Linked DNA regions of Homo sapiens: all the other regions are linked to region 4. The links are chromatin loops, found by intact Hi-C in ENCODE. Cell type or tissue: endothelial cell of umbilical vein. All regions are shown on one strand. Each heading gives the region's core, and the rest is flanking DNA. Links, peaks and the distances in the headings are about the cores only.

What was found. A loop is a pair of places that touch in the nucleus more often than their neighbours do. Peaks named below come from ENCODE experiments on the same cell type or tissue, not always from the same donor. Only the 100,000 strongest peaks of a DNase experiment are listed, where the experiment ranks them.
Region 1: it touches region 4 in a loop (11-fold over the local background); 3 of 110 quality-filtered maps call a loop at or near these places.
Region 2: it touches region 4 in a loop (2.2-fold over the local background); 5 of 110 quality-filtered maps call a loop at or near these places.
Region 3: a loop joins it to region 4, with 9 times the contacts of the local background. A loop is called at or near these places in 20 of 110 quality-filtered maps.

Annotation. Positions count from the first base shown.
Region 1 is chr13:44,468,227-44,474,159 of GRCh38, reverse strand. All of the region lies in intron 1 of TSC22D1 (TSC22 domain family member 1), which reads left to right. Among named protein-coding and RNA genes, the nearest start is that of TUSC8, 65 kb to the right of the region's middle. In endothelial cell of umbilical vein, for the core only: a CTCF peak has its summit at 2,989 (motif pointing right); DNase peaks (open chromatin) are centred at 2,359 and 3,089; H3K27ac peaks cover 847 bases.
Region 2 is chr13:44,358,380-44,364,328 of GRCh38, reverse strand. No RefSeq gene overlaps it. Among named protein-coding and RNA genes, the nearest start is that of SERP2, 12 kb to the left of the region's middle. In endothelial cell of umbilical vein, for the core only: no CTCF peak of the experiment used is centred there; DNase peaks (open chromatin) are centred at 1,808 and 3,238; H3K27ac peaks cover 2,099 bases.
Region 3 is chr13:44,240,425-44,246,373 of GRCh38, reverse strand. No RefSeq gene overlaps it. Among named protein-coding and RNA genes, the nearest start is that of MIR8079, 47 kb to the right of the region's middle. In endothelial cell of umbilical vein, for the core only: a CTCF peak has its summit at 2,914; a DNase peak (open chromatin) is centred at 2,973; H3K27ac peaks cover 911 bases.
Region 4 is chr13:44,188,311-44,194,259 of GRCh38, reverse strand. No RefSeq gene overlaps it. Among named protein-coding and RNA genes, the nearest start is that of MIR8079, 4.9 kb to the left of the region's middle. RefSeq lists an enhancer at 5,251-5,949. In endothelial cell of umbilical vein, for the core only: a CTCF peak has its summit at 2,639 (motif pointing left); a DNase peak (open chromatin) is centred at 2,619.

The DNA.
Region 1 (5,933 bases), core at 56-5,055, 280 kb before region 4:
AGTCCTGCCTAGTACCTTGAAAAGCAGTTGGTTTCTAAATACTCAGCTTGGAGGGTGAAATAAGGTTCAGTTCAGCCATTTTAGTTCTTTGCTTTGTTTTTCCCAGCTGGAAAAATTTTAAAGCTATTTTAAAAATCACTTGGAGGATTATTTGGAGATCATGATAGAAATTTTTTACTGGTTAACTGAGATGAATTGTATAGTCCTTTTTTAGCTTAAGATCTTTAAACATTTAGTTGCATAACAGCTTTTTAATTTGTTGGACTCCTCAGTTGAAGCCATTACAAATTGGCTTAAAATTGTAAAAGATTGAGTATTATATTGAGCCTTTCTATCAGAAAACATTAGCTTAATTAGTCTATAATTAAAGATGATGTTAGCTGTACTTTAGTTTGTCTTAGGAATAGAGGTCCTCAAATTATATGTAAACCATCAGTTGCATGGTTCTTTTGAAATGTGGATTTTTGTGAATGCTTAATAAAGCTGGCCTGACTAGCTTAATTTAAAAATATATACATCTATGCTAAATATATACACACACACACACACACACATATATACTGCTTCTACTGTTTGTATAACTTAAACTGATTTGCATGCTGACAAAAGTACTCATCCAATTGTACAGTTTTATTTTTATTTATTTATTTATTTTTTATTTTTAGAGTCAGGGGTCTTGCTCTGTCGCCCAGGCTGGAGTCCAGTGGCATGATCTTGGTTCACTGCAACCTCGACCTCCTGGGCTCAAGAGATCCTCCTGCCTCAGCCTTCCAAGTAGCTGGGACTACAGGTGTGTGCCACCATGCCCAGCTAATTTTTGTATTTTTTGTAGAGATGGGTTTTCACCATGTTGCTCAGGCTGGTCTCAAACTCCTGACCTCAAGTGATCCACCTGCGTTGGCCTCCCAACGTGCTGGGATTACAGGCCTGTGCCGTTGTGCCTGGCCTCCAGTTGTATAGTTTTAAATGAATGTAAAATACTTGAGTGATTGGTAGATTTAATATTATTTAATAAATTTAATATTTTAAATCTAAAAATGCATTAATCAGTTTGAATAAAAGATGTACATTGGGTCTGCAATTCCGTTTTAAAAAGAGGAATTCCCCTGCACAAGCTCTCTCTCTTTGCCTACTGCCATCTATGTAAGACGTGACTTGCTCTTCCTTGCCTTCCGTCATAATTGGGCTTCCCTGGCCACGTGGAACTGCAAGTCCAAGTAAATCTCTTTCTTTTTTAAATTGCCCAATCTCAGGTCTTTATCCACAGCATGAAAATGGACTACTGCAGTTGTACAATTAGATGTGGAGCTTATTTTGAGAAGAATTTGAGGGATAGAAGGAATGTTCAAAAATATATACCTCAAAACAAAGAAAATTGCCTTTCCTTGAAGATTAGGTCATGGCTCACTGCAGTCTCAACCTCCCAGGCTCAGGCAAAGGCAGTCCTCCCACCTCAGCCTCCAGGGTAGCTGGGTCTACAGGCACATGCCACCACAACCGGTTAATTGTATAGCCAGGGTTTCACCATTTTGTCCAGGGTGGTCTCAAATTCCCGGACTCAAGTGATCTGCCCACCTCAGCCTCCCACAATATTGGGGTTACAGGCGAGGACTATGCTTTTTCATGTTTCCGTTTTAGGGACCTGGTACACATAGCAGGTCCTCATATGTTTGTTGAGTGAGTGAGTGGGTGAGAGGGGAGACAGAAATCAGATATGTCAATGGTTGAGAGTGTCTGAAGGATTGATACCAGTGTGCAAAGTAAAACATGCTGTCTCATATGAAAAAAAAGGAACAGTTCTCAAGTTGTGAGACAAAAGAGATGACCAGTATTTGTTAAATAGAAGAATTCAAAGGATGCTGTATAACAGAAAAATGCCACAGTTTATCTTTGCATTTGTGACCCCTCTTTATTCCAGGGGTCACATTCTAAGACTCCCCATGGATGCCTGCAACTGAGGATAGGATCAAAACCAATATTCAGTATGTTTTTTCCCTATACATACATACCTCTGATAAAGCTTAATTTATAAATTAGGCACAGTAAGAGATTAACAACAACAGTAATAGAACAATTATAACAATATGCCAGCATTACTACTCTTGCACTTTGGGGCTATGAAGTAAAATAAGGGTTACTTGAATCCTCCAATCACTTTGACACGCTGACAGTGGATCTGATAACTGAGACAGTTACTGGGTGACTAATGGGCAAGTAGTGTATACAATGTGGATCTGCTGGACAAAGGGAGGATTTCAGCACATAATTTAACATTTATGACTTATTTCTGGAATTTTCCACTTAATATTTTTGGAGTATAGGTAACTAAAATTATGGAAAGTGAAACCACAGATAAGGGAGGACTCCTGTAATTGGTAGTTTATATTTTCACAGGATAAGCTTTCAATATTTTATTTGTCAAAGGAGACTTAGTCATCACTTAACAATTTTCTAAAAGTAATTATTGTAGATGATGCTCTGAAACTGCCAGTGGTTCTGTATTTTAATTCACTGTTTTAGAACTATTCTCTTATACGTCAATATGATGTTAAGAAACTTAAGTCTATTTAGGTTCATTGAAGAGTCTGAACAATCTAAAAATTATAAGTTTAGTAAAGATATAGAAATTTACCATACTTAATCTCTACTTGTAGTTAAAAATTGATCAAGCAATGCTATCTAGTAAGTTTTGCAGTTCTATTTATTTAACATTCCGGCTATTTAACTGTCAGAAAGGAAAGTGTGATGGTAAGAGTTTATCAAGAGATCCAAGTGCTACACAATTGCATTTCCACATCTTATGTTGGAAGAGATAATTTAGTTTTGACCTGAGAAATAATTTCATTTCAAACAAATTTCAGTGCATTTTAGCTAATGTCAGCATGAGTATTTAATATTTTAAAATAACTTTATCTTGATTAATATTTTTTCAAATAAGCACATTTTTTAAAATTAGAAAATTTATGGTAAAGTATGAAGTACTTTTGAACAGGTACCACAAGGTGGCAGGATTGTATTTTGTAGATTCTTTTTGCTTTGATGAACAGCAAACCATTGGTTATCTAAAATCTAAGTTTTCCAGATAGTTGGCTATTACACACTTTATATGCCAGAACTTTTAAATTTTAACTTTTTTGATGGAAAACTAAACTATATTTCACATTTCCTGATTTCTTAAGCAGTAGAATATAACTTATCTGTTGTCAGTGAGCCATTTGAATGTATTATTGGATGTGATTAAGATGGAGTGGTCAGTAACAGTAGTGTGGAGGGAATAAGGACTGGTCCCAGCAGAGACTCTGGACCGTGACTCTTAAAAGCTGGGTCTGACGTCAACTTGCTTTTTGCTTTATCTGCATTTTTTTCCTATTGGAGGTGAAGTGAATCATGTGAAGTGCCAGCCTCTGGTGTGGTACAACATGGCTGCTTTCCTGCAAAATTAAATAGCAAATGAAGGCAGACATTGCCTTCTCCCAGCGGCTTTTGTGACACAGGGTATTTGGGGGAAGGAAAATAAACTATGAGGCCTTAAAATTTCTTCTTCAAACACCAGTATCGTAAAGGTAGCACCAGACCATGAGGAATGAGTTCTGTAGTTATGAGAAATATTAGAAACAAATCTAACTGCTCATGGAGCAACTTTAAGGAATCTTTCCTATAAAAATATTTTAGACTCTGAGTTGTACATCATTTGTATGAATGAGATAATAATAATTATAAAGGATGTGGCCAGACGCGAATCTATTTTCCTTTCGAATCCAATTACCTGCTCTGGTAATTGGAGAGCTGTTTCAAGGCAGTTTATGCCTTTATTGGTGATACAACAAGCAGTGGGTAAAATCTTCATCCTTTGGACTTCTTGGTTTGCTCATTAGTGGATACTGTGTTTCCCTTTCCACAGGCTTCCAGGTCTGGAGTTGTTCTGCGAACCTGTTATAAAAGATTTGACTAGGGGGAAGTTTTCTTTCATATTTGTTCCCTTCATTAATTACTTGCATATTTTTCTAATCTTTTAAAAGATGAATCAGTTTAACATCACATAAGCACTAAGAAAGCAACAGTTGAGCCCTACCTTAAGGGGAGAGGAGAGGGCATGGTTTCCAGCAGCAATCCTTTCTCTGGCTCTCTAAAATGTTTATCTACCTGTCACTTTCTTACTCATATGGATTTTGCATGATGGCTGCATAAATCATCATATTTCCCCCCTCATCTTAAATTCAGTCCTCAAGGGGTAATGGAGAACTTTTATAAGAGCTCCAGAGAAGCCACAGGAAATAACTGATAAATTAGCTCCACCTGAAATGGATATTAGGGCATCGTCAATTGACTCTTCTCAGTTCTGCTTGGTAGTAGAACTTTTTTTTAAACTTCATAGTAGACGAGTAAGTGGAACTTTCATGACTTAAATAGATAGATAAATTTCACTAGCTTGTACTTCTAGGATTGGGTACATTTTCCTCTTGGCATGGTACTATGTGTTTTCAAGTAAAAATAATACAATTCAAGTCTGACAAACTGGCTCAGTGAATTATACAAGATTCGTGCTTTAAAACACAGTCTACACCCTCCCTGTTGCTTTGGGGCAGAGTTTTTGAGTAATTGGACATCTAAAACTAACTCTGAACTTCAAGATTACCAGAAAGATCAGATGCAAGAGCTTAATTTGTGTTAAGAACATCCTCCTACATATTCTGCCAAAAGTTTAAGAGCTATTAGTAAAAGCAGCTCATTTGAAGTAGTATGAGATTTGAACATTTAACTCCAAGATAGCTAGAATTTTATTAAAACGGATTTAAAGAATTAGCCCACAATTTAAATACTTTTCTCATTTTAAATGTGGCTTAAGATGTATTTGTCTTTATGAAGGAATTTTGGATTAAAAACTGTACTGTAGTTGAATTTAGGAAAGGGAAGCCGGAGATGGGTAGGCGGTGGGTACTTATAGATCTTGAATGCCTGGTTATAAAGATTGGGGGCTTACCCTGTAGGTACCCTGTAATCATTAACAGACTTGTAATTGCATGGGTGACAGGCAGGAAATGTTTTAAGAAAATTAGCCTGAAAGCGCAGGGTGCATTTGCTTGGATCCAGCTGGAGAGAGATTGGAGCCAGATGGACCAGTTGAGATGATATGGCAATCAATAATCTGGAAGTTTTATGATATAAATCTGAATTAGTGTGATGTCAGTAGGAATACAGAAAGAATTTAAAAGCCTTTAAGATATTATTAGGGCAGAATTGATAAAACATAGCAACTTGCTAGGTGAGGTTAAGAAAAAACTATGTTATATAAAATTTCTATTTTTGTTAGAAACAGCAAACTTAGACATAAGCCAGTCTTCTACAGGAAAACTATTTCTGTGCATTTAGCATATTATAAATTCTTCATAATAAAGATGATAATATTTCTTGATATAAAGACCAGTAATAGGAGATACTGTTGATTTTGTGTCTGATTTCAAAGAGTGAAATGGCTAAAGCGACTTGAACATTCCCATAGTATAGCGGTTCCCAAATGCTGGATTAAATACCAGCTACCTCAAAAAATTACTTGGTTTGTTGCAGGTGGAAGGTATCTTAAATAATGCAGAATGTCATGGTTAGGAGCACAGACTGTTTTGAAACCTGGATCCATCTACTATGGGCAAGTTACTTCTCTGTGTCCCAGGTGACTGTTAGGGTTGTTACAGGAACGAAATAAGATGATACATACAAAGTGCTTAGAAAATTGCCTAGCATATTGTAAATGCTGAATAAATGGTAGCAGCTTTTTTAAAAAAAAAATTCAATAGCTTTAGGGGTACAAGTGGTTTTTGGTTACATAGATGAATTGTACAGTGGTGAAGTCTGGGCTTTTAGTGTACCCATCACCCGAATAGTGTACATTGTACCCAACAGGTGATTTTCTATCCCTCACCCCCTTTCTACCTACC
Region 2 (5,949 bases), core at 308-5,307, 170 kb before region 4:
GTATTGGCACCACGATTGCCTGAGGGCCGTACCAGTGTTAGCATTGGGTGAGGGTGAGAGTTGTCTGGCCTCTCTGCTCTTTGTTTGGCAGTGTATGACCCCACCTCCTTCATAGACTCACGGCATCTCGGTGTTGACAAGGACCTTGGACACTAACCAGTCCAATTCTCCATTAAAGGCGACACAAAGGAACCATCAGAAGATAGAAACACAAATCATGGCAGTTGCTTGGTAACTGAGAGTGATGATTTCCATATGCAAAAACTGTACTCAATGAACTTGAGAAGTGTGAGCGCGTGTGTGTGTGTTGTGTGTGTGTGTGTGTATGTAAGGAAGGGGGACTCATTTTCTGCTGCTTTCTCGATCATTTTGATAATATGTAGGACACAAAAAGTTAAAATAAAATGTCTTCATTTTAACACAGTTAATTATAATCCTCCAGTAAAAATCGTACACAGAGTTTGGCAGTTAAAGGAACAAAGTCTAGAAGGAAAAAAACTGACTGGTTCGGCTGAAGGTATTTTGTTCCTTTTCTCTGAAGTAGCAAAAATGTGTTTCCTTCAGCTTGATGGTGGTTAATGATGTTAGTGTTACTGGTTTAATAACAAATGTTCACAATTTTCCTTGCAAACCTGGTGCTCCAGGAAGCTCCCATTTTTGATTCCCTTTAAACTTTGTTTTGCTTTAGCAATTTGGGGCTCCTTTTGGGCTTTATTCCTTTGTCCTAATTGGTACTCCATGAGTGTGTTCACTTGGTTTGTATTTGCTTGGTCTGCCCTCTCTTTCTCTGGCCATGGTCCCTACTGCACTTTTCACAGTGTTTAACAGAACTTTCAAAGGCCAGGACGCTTAGGCATGTGGCCTTTTGATTGGCAAAGTTGTCCTAGATTAAGAATGGTGTTGCCTGAACGCACATCTAGCATTTTGACCCCATGCAATAAGAAAGAGCTTGATGTTTATATGGATAGCTCTCAAAAGGGAAGACTTGACTTACAATGCATGTAGCTCATTCTGCAGCTCTGTTATAATAATCTGACATGGAAAACAAAGCCTTCATCAATTCCTTCTACATACGGCCAGCCACAGCTGGTTTTTTTTTTTTTTTTTTTTTTTTTTTTAAGTCTCTGGTTGTCTTTGTGCTCGTGCCACTGTGAAGAGCTCATGGAAAGACAAGGTCCATCTGGGTCTTTCTTCACCTTTTGATGGCCAAGAGGGCCAAAGAGCAAGAGCCTGTTTACCTTCCCCAAGGTCCACATTTCCTCTTGCTTCTTCATCCCTCCAGAGATGCTACCATCTGGGCAGCCCATGGGAACATCTCCGTGAGTGGCTGTGTGGCTCTGTGGGCCTCTGGGTTTGGTTTGGGTCAACCCTTTCCGCTCTGCTCCATCAAGAATCGTCATGATTGGTATTACGTCATCCTTTCACAGTTCCTCCTGTTCTCTGGGCACTCTGGGTTTTCCTTTTTCCTTCCCTGCCCAAACCCACAGAGTCTAATCAGTACCCAGCAGAGCTTTATTACACACTTGGCTTTCTCAGTGACAACTTAATAAAAAGGGACCTTAACTCCCCTTCTCGTTTCTTCCCATCCATTTCCTTAACCTCGACTCCACCCCATGTGAACTTGCTGTGATAAATGGTACGGTTTGCTCTCTCCATCTCTGGCCTGTTGAGGTCTGGAAACAATCAACTCGTCTGACACTTATTTCCATAGCTAAACCTGTCTAAATCAAGTTGTGGTCTTCTGTGCTTCGCTGGCTATTTGTTTTCTTAACTCTGAAATGTGTCTCCTCCTCACCATCCCCCTCCATCCTGTGTATTTTGTTTATTCAACGTGGGTGGTTGCCAATATAAAAGGCAGAAAATGATCAGTTAGGACTCTAAAGAGTTCAGGAGGAGGAAGAGGAAGGGGACAGGAGGCCAACGAGAGAGAGACTGGGCCACTTGGAAAACTTCTGGCTGACAAGGGCCAGTCGCTTTGCCTGGGACACATGTCTGCAGAGTTGACTGACTAAATGCTGCCTCATGTCCATAATAACCTGTTTTGTGAAATATAATGCCCTCCCTCCCCTGCCCCACCAATGTCTGCCAATTCTTTTTTTTTTTTTTTTTTTTTTTTTTTTGAGACGGTGTCTCGCTCTGTCTCCCAGGCTGGAGTGCAATGGTGCCATCTTGGCTCACTGCAACCTCTACCTCCCGGGTTCAAGTGATTCTCCTGCCTCAGCCTCCTGAGTAGCTGGGATTACAGGCGTGCGCTACCACACCCAGCTAATTTTTGTATTTTTAGTAGAGACGGAGTTTTACCATGTTGGTCAGGCTGGTCTCGAATTCCTGACCTCGTGATCCACCCGCTTTGGCCTCCCAAAGTGCTGGGATTACAGGCTTGAGCCACCATGCCTGGCCATCTGCCAATTCTTTATTGGTCTTTTTCCTTAGGATTCACTTTTTCTTTTTTCCAGAAGGGATCTTTATTTTATTGTTGCAAATAGCTGAAGTGGTCTACCTTTTTTAAAAAGCTATGGTAAAATATACATAACATAAAATGTAACCATTTTAAAGTATACAATTCAGTGGCATTAAGTACATTCACAGTGCTATGCGACCATCACCACTATTTCCAGAACTTTCTCATTATCCCAAAGGGAAACTCTGTACCCAGTAAACAATATCCCCCTATCCCTTGGTAACCTCTATTCTACTTCTGTCTCTATGAAGTTGCCTGTTCTAGGTACCGAAATGTATTTGGTTGGTGCAAAAGTAATCGCAGTTTTTGCCATTAGTGATTTTTGCCACTAAAAGTAATGGCAAAGGCTGAGCATGGTGGTTCACGCCTATAATCCCAGTACTTTGGGAGGCCGAGGCGGGTGGATCATCTGAGGCCAGGAGTTTGAGACGAGCCTGGCCAAAATGGCAAAATCCCATCTCTACTAAAAATACAAAAGGTTAGCGGGGTGTGGAGGCGAGCACCTGTAATCTCAGCTACTCGGGAGGCTGAGGCAGGAGAATGGCTTGAATTTGGGAGACGGAGACTGCAGTGAGTGAGAGTGAGTGACATCAGGCCATTGTACTCCAGTCCGGGTAACAAGAGTGAAACTCTGTCTCAAAAAAAAAAAAAAAAAAAAAAAAAAGTAATGGCAAAAACCGTGATTACGTTGGCACCAACCTAATACTTTTGAAGACTTGGGTTTCTTAAACTCATAGCAATTGGCTGGAAGCCTCAAGGCACTTCTGTTAGACTGCTGAGTGACCATTCTGGGAACTGAGTTTTTCCCTAAGTAATCCAGGAAACAGCCATGATTCACCTGAATTACTCATACTATGGCTCCTAGCAAACAGTTTGACTTTTTTTCATGTTATGCACAAAGCCATCATTTCTTCCTTCCCTTCTTCATGGGAATTTTCTAAAAGTTTACTAAAAATTTGTCTGTCATAAAAAGGTGTCTTGTTATGGCCCTTAGGAGATGATTTTAGTAACTGGTTTAGAAACAAATTCTCTTCATTCCACTCTTTAAAAGAAATTGTGTGAATATACACAATGTAAAATTTACGATTTTAACCAGTTTTAGGCATACTGTTCTGTGGCATTAAGTATATTCACATTGTTATACAACCATCACCAACATTCATCTCCAGAACTTTCCCATCATCCCAAACTGAACCTCCATACTCAATGAGCACTAACTCCCAATATTCCCCTGCTCCCATCCCTGGCAACCCCTATTCTACTTGGTGTCTCTATGAATTTGCCTATTCTAGGTCCCTTATATAATTCCCTTTAATGAACTCAATGTATACAAATCCCATTCAATAGCAGAAATAAGATTCCACATCCAGGGAAAAGGAACTGGTTAAACTTATTATGGCCTTTACTTCAGGCATATATTTTGACACAGCTGGACTTGCAGGCAGAATTTTAAAACCCCAAGGTTCAGGCTGGGCGTGATGACTCTCGTCTGTAATCCCAGAACTTTGGAAGACCAAGGTGGGAGGATCACTTGAGGTCAGGAGTTCAAGACCAACCTGTCAGTATAGTGAGACCCTGTCTTTACCAAATAAAAATAAAAAATTAGCTGGGTGCAGTGGCATGCACCTGTAATCCCAGCTACCTGGGAGGCTGAGGTGGGAGGATGACTGGAGCCCAGGTGGTCAAGGTTGCAGTGAGCTATGGGTGAGTCACTGCACTCCAGCCTGGGTGACAGAGCCACACCGTCTCTAAAAAACAAAAACAACAACAACAAAAATTTAAAAATAAAAATAAATAAAACCCAAGGTTCCTGATTGCAGATGAGCTTTTGGTGATTCCTGTAACATGATAAGGAAACCACTTTTACAAATGTTGTCCATGTTGGGTTAGTTTCTTCTTGGGAAACAGGAATCACATGGATGGGCTAATGTTTCTTTAACTGCAGCCAAGGCATGCTGAGTCCTAAAAGGGAGGTTATTTCCTTGAGGGACTCTATGACTTAGTTTAACAGTTGGAGTGTGGGCCCCTGGACTCATTCAAAGGGCTTTCAGACTCTGGGGCAGGCCACTCAAGTAACCGTCTCAGTGTTGTGGTTAGATAATTTGTTGTTATCTCTCTTTTTTATTTTTTTGAGACAGAGTCTAGCTCTGTCACCCAGGCTGAAGTGCAGCGGTGCAATCATAGCTCACTGAAGCCTTGACTTCCTGGGCCCAAGCTATCCTCCCGCCTTAGCCTCTGGAGTAGCTGGGACTACAGATGTGTGCCACCACGCCTGGCTAATTTTTAAATTTTTTGTAGAAACATGGTCTCCCTGTGTTGCCCAGGCTGGTCTCAAATTCCTGGGCTCAAGAGATCCTCCCGCCTCAGCCTCCCAAAGTGTTGGGATCACAGACATGAGCACATGGCCTTGTCATTATCTTTCATATGTTGGAGGGTGAAAAGTAGGAGGGAGGGAAGGATTTGAATTCGTTTTCTCCCATCTTGGTCTAGAAAGGATCAAGGTAAATGTGCAGAGGCAGAAGTCCCAGGCTGAATTGTCAGAAAAGGCTTCAGGAGCCTTATAAATATTATGTATAAATAAACAGAAGAGCAAGAGCACAAAATGCTTCTCTTAATAGAATACTCAGGCCGCACCTGCCCTCCCGAAGGCTCTTCTGACAGTTCAGCTGGGACTTCTGCCTCTGCTGACATCCTGCTGCTCTCTTTTTGAGTTCTCCGGCTGAGACACACATTGCCCTGGAAAATGCTTATCTTTGTTTAAGGTCTAACTTACGCCTCAATAAGATTATAAATTCATCTAGAGCAAGAATCAGGTCTAATCAGCATTATCTTTGCACCTGCCCTTCAGCAAACATCAAACACCAAACCGAACTTAGTTCTGCCCACAGCAGGTGGTCAGTTATCATTTGACCAGATTGTTACTAGCAAGGAAAATATCTGTTTTAAGCTCTCTGGGATTTTTTTTTTCTTCTGAGTTTTCATTCGTTACTATCACCTCTTTTCCCCTCAACACTTGTGCAAATTCCTTCTTTTCCCTCCATGCTACCTAAAGCAGGAGCTCTTTAGCTTTTAGGGGCAGCTGAGGTAGAGCAGAAAAAACGCTGAATTTGGAACCAGAAGTCATGGGTTTGGGATCTGGAACTCTGTGACTTGGGAAGGCCTTGTTGTTCTATCTATAGAGATGAGTTAACAGTTTTCCCTCCATGGTGCTGCTGTGAGGATGAAGTGTGGAATAAGATGTCAAAGTGAGTTGTACTCTGTCATGATATGTAGGGAGGCACTAGGGTGGTTAGGGATGTGGCCTTGGGCACCAGCTTGCCTGGGTTTGGATCCAACTCAGCATTATTGCTGTGGCTGTGCCACAGACACTCTGGGTCTCAGATTCCTGATCCATTCAATGGGGATGTTAACAATACTCACCTCACAGGCTTGTTCTGAGATTTCAACAGTTAACATGTGTGTAGACTTACAGTAAGCACCATGTGAAA
Region 3 (5,949 bases), core at 689-5,688, 52 kb before region 4:
GTTCAGTCCTTCTGTCCACACTGCAGGCTGCTTTGCTTCTCTTGGATTTGTGCTGCTTAGGTATGAGCTGCATTCAATGGAGGATGAGAAACGTGCGGAGGCTGGCTCTCTAAGCATCCAAACACCTCTCCCCCTTTGATGTTAGCTCCCAGCACTTCTTGCCATCATAGCAGCAAAGACCATGGGCTCCTTTTCTTTTCTTTCTTTCTTTCTTTTTTTTTTTTTTGAGGCGGAGTCTCCCTCTGTTGCCTGGATGGAGTGCCGTGGCACGATCTCGGCTCACCACAACCTCTGTCTCCTGGGTTCAAGCGATTCTCCTGCCTCAGCCTCCCAAGTAGCTAGAATTACACGTGCCCACTACCACATCTAGCTAATTTTTGTGTGTTTAGTAGAGATGGGGTTTCACCATGTTGGCCAGGCTGGTCTCAAACTCCCGACTTTAAGTGATCTGCTGCCTTGGCCTCCCAAAGTGCTGGGATTACAGGCGTGAGCCACCGCACCCGGTCCATGGGCACCTTTTCTTATGCCCAACTTCTGAAATAACTGGCTTACTTAAAGGCTTGCCAAATGTAGAATGGATAAGTGAAAACATCCCAAGACCAAGACTCATGATAACTAGTTTCTGGTCTTAACTCTAAGAATAAGTAGCTGGAAACTTGGTCAGCACTCAGGGTTTCTGGGCCTCCATATCCTTGTTTTTGAGATGAGAAAGTAAAATCGCAGGTCCCTTCAAACTCAGACCACTGCATATTGTCTCTGCTCCAGGAATTCTTATTTGTAATAATAATAGCTTGTAACTTACATTGTACTTCTGCCTCATAGTGAATCCTAAATGGTAAACCACAAACAGAATCAACCCTGACTTCCTATAGAGCGCCAAGGAGCTGAGAGGTCTCTCTGTCAGGAAAGAGGAAAATTCTATTATTGTTATTGTTATGATTATCAATCATTTATTGGACAACTTGGAATATTCCAGGCACTGTGCTAAATGCTTTATGTATATTATTTCCTTTGATGTTTCAACAATACTGTGGTTTGGTACTTTAATTTTCCTCATTTTATAAACAAGTAAACCAAAGGTCAGAAAGGTTAATCAACTTATCCAGGCTCACATGCTAACAAGTGGTAGAGAGGGATCAAAACCAGGTTTGTGTGGTTTCAAAATCTGTATTTCAGAAAAGATATGTCAAATAGGTATTTACTCTGCACCCAAATGGCGTGTGTGTGTGTGTGTGTGTGTGTGTGTGTGTGTGTGTGTGTGCAGGTATATGAAGGTATTGCTGTCTTGCTGTGAGAGCACTTCTTTTTCCTTTTATCTGCCTCAATTCTGCAGTGGGAAGTCTGTCCATTCCATGGAGATTATCAGCTGAAACAAGGCTGTTTCCCGTCAGACCTGCTTAAGCCATGTCAAGGTGTAAGAGTAACTGGATGCTTTACGTAAACAAAAGGACAAATGAAGGCCAAGCTGGAGTCTCACCTACCTGACTTTTACAGCAGTAAGAGCCTTAATAGGGGCATCAGCGATCTTTATATAAAAACCTAAAATGATTCGCAAAGGGGAAACTGGGATTGTTGGGATTGTTAAAACTTTTGATGACTTTTGTGACCATTAATTACAGTTGCTGAAATGCCTTTCCATAAAGAAGACAACTTCATTCAACTCTTCAATCTCAAGATTACAGCCATTTTCTGCACAGAGAAGGGTACACACTGAGGCATCCACAAGACCTTGATTTCAAACAAATTTGTCTTCCTTTCAGTTAACACTAACAAAGCTACCATTGATGGAAACTAAAGGCATTAAAACCCAGAGCACATCCCCCAGCATGAGAAAATGAATCAGACGATGACCGCTTTGAGAAATGGGCTCTGTGCTGGGACACACTGGGCTGTCTCCTCAGTACAGTCCCAGGCAGGACTTCATTATAAACCGCAGCCCCACCTCACACAGCGCCTCCTCAGCATGACTCACTCACAAAATCATCCCTGCTGGTGGGATGGCCGGCCTCTAACGATGGATTTGCTGTGCTGTTTCATGGAAAACAACAACAACAACAACAAAAAACACACCATAAACCAAAGACTTAATGTCCAGCTGGTGGCTGGGACACCTTGGTGAAGAGGACCCAGTAAACTCAGGGAGGCTAGTGGTGCTGTTTGTGTCTCATGTGGCCCACACCAGCCCACTGGCTGTTCACAATACATTCATCTAGTGTTACTTCAGGGGGCCTCCAGGCCGACCTCCTAACTGAAAACATCATAGACCTTTCACGCAAGTGTTCAACGTGCTGGTGTTTACTCCTGCTGCTGGGCATTCAAAACAACTGCTGATCCCTCATGTTCTCCTTACCTTTGTTCCCCTCCTTGCGAGTTGGGTGTAGGCCCCAATCAGCCTCTGCAGGCCTCTCTGAACCTCATGGTCTGAGTTTGAGGGGACCCAAGAGCTTGCCTTCTTATTTTACAGATGGGGATACAGAGGCCCAGAGACTCTGTGCACCTTGTCAAGGTCCCAGCGCTAAGTCTAGAAACTAGCTGTCATGTCATATCCCTTGGTCTCGGGATATTTTCACTTATCCATTCAACACGTGACAAGCATTTCAATAAGCCAGCTCTTTGAGGAGCTGGGAACAGGGAGATGAAATGGGCCTCTGCCCTGAGCAGCCCCTGGTCTTTGATGTTATGATGGCAAGAAGCACTGGGAGCTAACATCAAAGGGAGAGAGGCCTTCGGATGCTTAGAAAGAGTCTCCCCACAGTTGCTATCCTCCTCTGAATGCGGCTCAAACCAAATCAGCACAAATCCGCTAAATAAAACCACTGGAAAACAAGGTCAAAGTGACAGAGGCCAAGAGCACCAACAAAAGTGCCTTCTTATCCATCTTGGAGCCAAGCTGAAGAGCGGCCCCAAGTGACCAACGGTGGGACTCACGGCTGGGCCTTGTCCCCCCACCCCAGCACAGCCTTGGATGAATCACACACCAGAGAACAACAGGGCTATTTCTCACCAGTCATTTGTCAAGCTGACATCCCTGCCTAGAGTTATTTAGGGCTTTCTAAAGACACTTCTTTCCCTCCCTGCCGCAGGAAGCACCTGCACGGCTGTTGAGTTGTGGTTTTGCTCAATAGCGCTTTGATATCCCTTAAGGCCTTCATCAATTACTCTTCTGTCCCTGATGGGTTGGACTTTGGCTGAGGCAAAGACAGGGAAGCTTAGAGAGGATGATGGAGAGGAAGAGGATGGTGAGTTCCTCTGAGATCTGAGGCCAGCCACTGTCTGGAGGTGGGCTCTTATTGATTTCTGTGGGGGAACCTTCAGGAGAGGACAGTCTGAGTTCTTGGCCAGCTGGACTTGGACCATAACTGCCATGTTCCCATGAGGACAGGTCCCCCTCCTGGAACAGAGCTATGCTCCTGCCAGCTACTTAGAGGAAAAGAGCAGGCCTGTCAGATGAGTGTGACTGGAGCAAACCTGGTCTTCCGATTCAGCTAAATGACATAAGGCAGAGGGGACTTGGAGCGGGATCAGGGAAGAAAAACGGAAATAATGAGAAGACTCAGTGAATGGATCTCTGAAAGCAGTTAGGAGAATTTGAGTTGTTGAGTCTAGAGGAGGCAAGAGTGAACTAAGAATTAGCTTTGATTATAGGCAGAAAAACTGTGCATAAATTAGTGGTCATTTCTACTGAAAATATGGTGTGGGTTGGATTCTTGCTTCCATGGCTGCCCGAGGATTTTGCTCCAGTGTGCTGGCCTGTCTGGGTTATTGCATTATTCTTATTCATGAGGTGGTGGGTCTCCTTCCTTGGAGATTTGCATGAATGGAAATGACATCCTCCCAGATGGAATGGTTTAGGGAAAGTCTTCACGACACATATGTTTCTTCCCTTCAGTTTGCACTGCCCAACATCCCAGCTTGACCCTTATGTCTGAATCAGTTTAGCAGCCTCTTGACTAGTATACAGATGTTCCATCTCTGCCTCCTTCAGTCCACTCTGCCTATGGAGGTCCCACTTATCTTCCTTAAATTCATCTTGGATAATGGCAATGTCCTGCTAAAAATATGTTGATGCCTATTTATTTATTCATCCAACAAATACTGAGCACCTATTGTCTTGAGCACCGATTATGTGCCTGCTGCTTACTCCCGGGCATACAACATGGCACAAAGTGTAGTAGGGCCTCATCAAGGCATTCACTCAGCCTTCCTGTCCTTGTCCTGGAACCTTTTAAGGCCTCATCATCTGCTTTTAACAGATCTTTCTGACCTTTTGCCCACACAAAACCTTTTCTTCCAGCCTAGCCCATTCACCATGATAACCCACCTGGTGTCTTTCTTGTCACCCCAACTTCTGGATAGACTATCCTTATTCGGAGCCCATCTCTCCTGTGAAGCTAACACAAGTCTCCTTGCCTTTAGGAGGATTTCCATGGCCGCTTGGGTTTTAGAATTCTCTAGCACCTCTGTCCCCACAGTGTTTCTTCCTTAGCACTGGGTATGTTCTTCCTGAGTGGAGAGAACTGGCAGCTGCTGTGCCTGCCCTGACCTCCTGTGGCCTCACTCGCCGTGGACAAGTCCTGAGAGAGCTGGAACCTGTGGACATTCTTTCCCTGTCCGTGCTCTGCTGTGGATGATGACAGGGGCAGCTCAGGTGTTTGCTGGGGCTTCCAGAGCATTTGACACCATTAAGAAGACGGAGAGTATACTGAATGTCTAAACTTAAAGGGGGAGAGGCTTTGGGGATCATTTAATAAAACGACCTTGTTTTGCAGATATGGAAACTGAGAACCAGAGAAACTGATTTACCCAAAACCACAAGGTGACGTAGTAGCAGAGTCAAATCTTGTCCACTGTTAAGTTTAGCCTAAAGCTCCCTCCTTATATATTTTAAGTTCATCCTAAAGGTTTCTTCATACATAGTGAGCTGTAACCTAATGGATGTGTGAACAGACTGTAACTTGCTGTTGTGCCAATCATCAAGTTTTGGCCAGTCAAGGCCGTCCAACTGTTTAAATGGTGTTCAATAAGGTAAACACTGAGCTGTGATCAATCTGGCTGTTTCTGTACCTCAATTCTGTTTTCTGTGCATCACTTTCCTTTTTCTGTCCATAAATCTTCTTTGTCACCGTGGCAGCAACAGAGTCCCTCTGAACCTATTCTGGTTCTGGGGCTACCAAGTCATGAATTATTCTTTGCTCAAGTAAACTCTGTTAAATTTAATTTGTCTAAGATTTTTCTTTTAACTAAACTATCCTGTCTCCATATAGTTCAGCAGTTGGAATCCTAAGGAACCTAACATTTCAGGACACACGTAAAACAAATAGAAAGTGTATTAATTTCCTATTGTGCTTGTGACAGATAACCATAGATTTAGTGGCTTACACAAGACAGATTTATTATCTTGCAGTCTGTAGGTCAGAAGTCTAACATGGGTCTTACCAGGCTGAATTCAAAGTGTTGACAGTGCTGTGTTCCTTTCTGGGGGCCCCAGGGAAGAATCTGTGTTTCTACCTTCTCTACTTTCTACAGGCTGCTGGTACCCCTTGTGGCTCCTTCTTCCATCTCCCAGGCCAGCAATGTCAGGCTGAGCTTTTCTCACATTGTCTCATGGACTGACCTAATCTTCTGCCTCCTCCTTCTATTTTTAAAGACCCTTGTGATTACATTGGGCCCATCTGGATAATCCAGGATAATCTCCCATTTTAAGTCATTGTAATAGCAATCTCAATTCCCCTTTGGCCATACAACATTACATATTCATGGGTTCCAGGGATTAGGATGTGAGTATCTCTGGGCAGCCATTATTCTACCTACTACAGGAAAGAGGAAAATGAGGACAAAAACTCCACACACTCTCTCTTGCTTTCTCAATTTCTTTAATTCTCTATGAGGAGAAACAGTTAATTTGAAGATGTTCTAGACCTCTATATTCAACCTCAGGATTTTGTTCTG
Region 4 (5,949 bases), core at 401-5,400:
GTGCACATGTACCCTAAAACTTAAAGTATAATAATAACAAAATAAAAGAAAAAAGAAAAAAAAAAAAGAAAGCAGGGATCCTAAGACCAGATTTTTGTAACCGTGATTAATGAGTGAATGAAGAGAGAGTGAAGTAAGTGTCTGCAAAAGAGGCTGACAGAGGTCACTCAGGGTGAGAGGAGCAGAACCAAGAGGGTTCATGTCACATAAACCGAGGAAGGAGAAGTCTCCAGAATGAGATTGGTCAATTATGTCAAATGTAATGAGAGGTCAGAAATGGAAGAATGTTACCAAGGCTGCTTCTAGTGGCCTTCGGCGGTCTCCTTGGGAGTTTCCATGGTAACAGTGGTTGTTGTGCAGGGCCTGGCCCTCCAGTGTCTGCCACAGCTCAAGTGACATTTCTTCTTCCCCTGGTATCCCCACTTGCCCTCTGCACCCCCACCCCAGGACATGACCAGGTCCACAGTGCAGGCAGATCCCAGAGAGGTGGGAGGAAGAGGGTACCCCAGCTCTATCCATGGGCCACCTCACAGACCCAGCCACTCCCCCTGGAAGGCCCCAGCCACCTGAACCTTCTGGAAGGTTGGGGCCTCAGGCAGGAGAATCTCAGTGGCATGAAGGACAGCTGCCTGACATTCCCTATTCAGCTTAGGGGAGCAATGAGTTAAGACCAAAATAAAGCAAGGCAAAGGCTCCTTATGTTACTATGTAGCTGGCGTTGGTCTTCAAACTACCTGGCAATGCAGTTCTCCCAGGAGATGACTTTAAAGGACTCAGACCACAAATATTTAATGACAAATAGACTTGGTTGACAAGATAAAGTCCTACAAGAATGGGTCATTCACAAATGCACTGGTAAGTAGTGAGACCACATTAAATCCTTTCAATATCCACCTATTCCAGCACCTGTAATGAAACTCAGGGAGTTTACAGTTCCCAAAAACTGCATATTCGTGGGTTTGCCTTTGCTCGAATCTTATGTCAATACATAGGATATGGACTCCCTCTGCTTCATAGTGGAAACCCTGAAGACAGAAATTACATTTGAAAATATGGTAATACAGCGGAGAAGACAAACACAGTATGTTCCCTTTTTTTCTGGCTTCCTCTTCTTTGCTCCCCAAATTGCCTCCTATTTTCTAAAATTTAAACAGTGAATCGATTCTGAAGAACTACAGTAGATAGCAATGTAAACTAATATGTTAATGTTTAATTCACTTTTGGTTTACCAGGCATTGAAAACTTTGAACAAAATGGACTTAAATAAAGATAAAAGATGGATGCAAATCTTTATATAATTTTGGCAGGAAAAAAAGGCAAAAGCAAAGGATTAAGGAGGAATTAGTCCCATCAGGGACTGGGCTGTATTTTCACTGGTTCTCATCCTGCTAGATCTTCCTCACTTGCTAGTTGGTCACCAAATATGAATCTAGCATCTGCTAATTGCAAAGCAGAGTATTTGGCACGTGAGAGTTCAACAAAGAAGAATGATACTCTAAAAACCCCCTTCATCTTCACCTATCTCAGAGATCCTTTCCTGGCCCCCAGACTAGGTGAGGGCACCCATTGTGTGCTTGTGCAACACCCTGTGTGTTTTTGTGTCTATTTCACAACAGCTATCATGCTTGTGTTTACTTGATCAATGTCTGTCTCCCCACAAAATGTAAGCTCAAAGAAGACAATGAATCTTGATGAATCGATCCCACTTGTATCTGGAACATCTCATACACTGCCTGACACACAGAGTAGGTCTTCAATACACAATGCGTGAATGAATGAAATGAGCAAACAATGGAAAATAAACACCATTTCTAGGTTACTGAGATTATTAATTCATCCCTCTTCTGGAACAGCAATGGAAGTTAGGTCCTTCAAATATCAGCTCACTCCCCACTCCTCCTCTATATCCTTTCTTTCTTTCTTTCTTTCTTTCTTTCTTTCTTTCTTTCTTTCTTTCTTTCTTTCTTTCTTTCTTTCTCTCTCTCTCTCTCTCTCTCTCTTTCTTTCTTTCTTTCTCTTTCTTTCTTTCTCTTTCTCCTTCCTTCCTTCCTAACTTCCTTCTCCTATTACTTCCATGTGCCTCACTTGCCACCTCTCCCACCAGTCCCTCAAATATTAAAAGAACAACATCATCATCAACAACAAAATGCACTCTGTCTGCATCCTGGAGGAGGCGGTGGTGTCTTCCTGGACTGCACAAGCACAAGCCCACATCCTTGGCTGTGTTGCCTGGGGTTTTTATGTAATAGGAACATGTTGATTGGTATGTACTCAGTTTGGAAAGAGAAGCCATGCCTTGTTGTGGCTTTGAGTTCAGACCATTTTTCTTTCATCTTTGAAGATGACAAGCGCTATAAGCAAAGAAAGTCAAAATGAGCCTGAATGTTTCAAGCTCTAGGCAAGGCAGGAAGAATGCCGTGCGGTGATATTGTTTAGAGAGAGACTCGGTAATTGCTGTACTGGAGAGCCGACATTTGCAGAACTCAATTGTGTGGCGTCCGACTGAGTAAGTTAGCAAAATAAAGACAGATGGCAATGGATTAACTCCAACACGCCCACCAAACAATGGCAGCCAAAATGGAGAACTGTGGTGTGCTCTAAAACACGCTCCTTCTGGGAGAGTTCACCCGGTGCCTCAATTAGATGCCACCTAGTGACTGACCAAAACATTGCATATTGCACAACCCTGCATATTTCGGACACAGCTTAAGGAGACCGCACCATAGATTGTTTGGCTTCGTTTTCAAAAGACGGAGAGATGCCAGGTCATGGCTGACTTGAAAACTTATAGTTTGATGTTTAGTTCACTGAGAAATAATGGTTGAAATCTCTGTTCTTCCTTGTATGCTTAGAGGAAAATAGAAAAACAAAAAGGAAAGAAAACAAATCCTGCAAGACAGGCAACTGCCTTTGATTTAGAAATGCATGACCTAGAGTTAGAGAAAAGCTTGAGGACAGTTTGTACATTCTGGTCCTGGCTTTATACAACTGAAACTGAGGATGGCAAATAATTTCATTACATCTAACAGCTCCAGTTGATTGTGAAGGCTCTCTGGACCATGAGGAATTATGAGGTGAGCTCCAAGGCTTGGGTTGGGACCCTGTGGTTATTGATGGTTGTCTGCCATACTGCAGAAGAGGAGAGTGGTGGAACATGGGTCCTTGTTGAACAACCGTACATCCTTAAACAATTAGGAAATCTCCTAATTTGTTTAATCGTGAGTGTTTAGAGAAACAGTTCTCCATATTCCTGAGAGTCTGAGGGCAGAAGCTGAAATGGGCAAAGAACATATAGAAAAGGTGACACTTTTCCATCTAAAGGAGAGACGAAGAAATAATGAGCAATTTTGTTATGATCTACCAAACTAAGGTTTCATTATGTTTGCCCCTCATTGTGGAAGGCACTGTTTGATTGGCAATTTGCACCACTACCATATATAATTTAGTCCTGGAGTATGTGCCAAGAACTTTGTAATGAAACCCTGGTTATTCCTAACTATAGGATTTATTTTTCAAGTGAAGGTCTAGACAATTTCAGTAACTGGCCCAGAGTGTGAGGTTGAGAACGGAAGGAGCTTTAGTTCTCAGGCTCCTCAACCACTACCTACCATGGTGGGCTGACGCTGCATTTCTTGCTTTTCCCTAGCAGTCACCTAGTCAGTGCTCCTGGCTAAAAGAGAGATCCTTTTCTCTTTTGACCCTTAACATCCACTGGTGACCAGGAAACAGTGCCAGCTATGTCTACAGATCTCGGGGACATGCAGTGTGGAGGGTCAGGTAGTTGTGTGGTTAACTGGTCTAGGTCTGCCCAACGGAGTCCATGTGTCAGGGTAAGAACCTGGATCCCCATCTGCTATACTTTTGTTTTCTCAAGTAACTCCCTAGAGGCCCATGTCTTTTGAGCTCAGTTTATAAACAGGGCAGAAAGCTGCACACACAGGCATCAAACTGCTCAGCCTTTTCTAGTTTTAATTCAACTTAACACTCATTGATTAACTGAATGCTTACCACATGCAAAACACTGTGCTAGGAGTCAAGACCCAGGAGTCAGACAAGGGTTCTAGCTTCAGCCCTGCATGGGGCAAGTTATTTTGCTGTCAGAGATCTCTGCTTCCACTTCAGTTAAATGAGAATACAGAGCTCAAGTAAACCCTCCAAATTCCTTTCTTAATCTAAAGCTTTACGGCTTTATGAAAAGAACGCTTGAAAAATGAGGCTTGGTTTCAGATTTGATGTGTTAAAATATGATAACTTTATTATTTCTTCATTCAAAAATATTTTTGAGTGCCCACTAATGTGCAATGAACAAGACAAAGCCCTTGACCTCACAGAGCCTACAGTCTACTTGGGGGAGACAATGAACAGACTTAATAGTAAATGCAAAATAAAATGTACCAGATGTGCCGTGAAGACACAAGGCAGAATAAGGAGATAAAGGGAGAAGGACCAGAGAAAGCCGCTCTGACTGATGTGGGGGAGAGAGCTATGTGAGGTCTGGAGAGAGTTCTGGGCCGAGATAGGTGCAAACGTGAGGGCTGTGGGGGAAAGCAGGCTTGGCACGCTTGAGGAACAGCAAGGGGGCACTTAGATAAATAGTTTACTCATCGCCACATGCAACCCACCCATCTGAGGAGCCTAGAAGAGTACCTCCAAGGAGACTGTAGTTGGTGAATGCCCCCTCTGTGCCAGGCACTATCCTAGGCATTGGGGGCACAGAGATGGGAAGGAGACACTACATGTGTGGGAGAAGTTCACATTTTAACGAACAGTCAGGGATGCCAATATGATGAAAGAAGCATTGTGACTAAAATTATGGCTGAGGGCAATGGGAATTCAGCAGAGAAGGTTGAGTTCAACATTTTAGTTGGGTCTTGCAGGATAAGGGGAGAACTGGACAGGCTGGAGATGAGGGACTGGAGGTTGCAAGGGCAGGCCCACATGGAAGTGTAAAGCATAACTGGGAAATAATTAGTCAAAGTCCAGATTGGCAAAGCACAGGGCAACAAGACTTTATTGTCAACAAAACCAGAATGGCTTTTGTGTCTCATCTGTTTTGATGTGAGTGTCATGTTTGGACTTTTTTCTGTAGGCCAGAGGTCCACAATATTCATTCTTAAGGACTCTCTTTAAATATTTTTTTCCTATGGCTCACGTGTCTTCATAAATTTGTTTTTAATCCCCCCAAATATTGGAATTAGTAAGAAGTAACTATTTTGTTTCCCCATTCAAAAAAGCCATCCAACCTTCATGACTTCCAATCAGAGCCACAGATAACCATGAAATACAGCATGTTACCACATTGAGTTGATCAAATTAGTCCCATGCTCCAACCTGACTGCAAGGGAGGCTGGAATATATGGGGATACACAAGGAATATTTGTTAATCACTAACTACCTCTGCTACATGGCATAAATGTACAATTTTGCCCCTGGATTCTTGGAGTTCAGGGGAGTCTTCAGTTGAGAATCCTACTCTGGCATTAAGAAGCAGAGGAGTGACAGGATTGGTTTGTTTTCCAGAAAGATCACTCAGGTGGAAGGTCAGAGGATGGACTGTCTGGGTAGACTGGAAGCAGGAGGACAAGTTGGGAGGCTCTTACTGCTCCAAATAAGAAAGGAGGAAGGCCTGACTCAACACATTGGTAGTGGGATGGAGCAAGGAACAGGCTCAAAATATAGTTTGGGTTAAAATTCCTCCGTGTTGATGACCAGGTATGCCATGCATGGGAATGAAGTGTCAGAGTTGATTCTTGGGTTCTTAGGCTGGATGAGTCAAAGGCACTGTCACGACTACAGCATGAGTCAGCAAGAGAGGCAGGGCCAGGCAGGCAGGACCCTCTTTCCCAGGGTGCAGGAATAATGGTTGCCAGTTATTCTTTTTTCACTTCTTATCTCATAATTTGCTGTATTCCTTTCCCATCCCAGAAAACACAGGTCTGAGTCACAGCT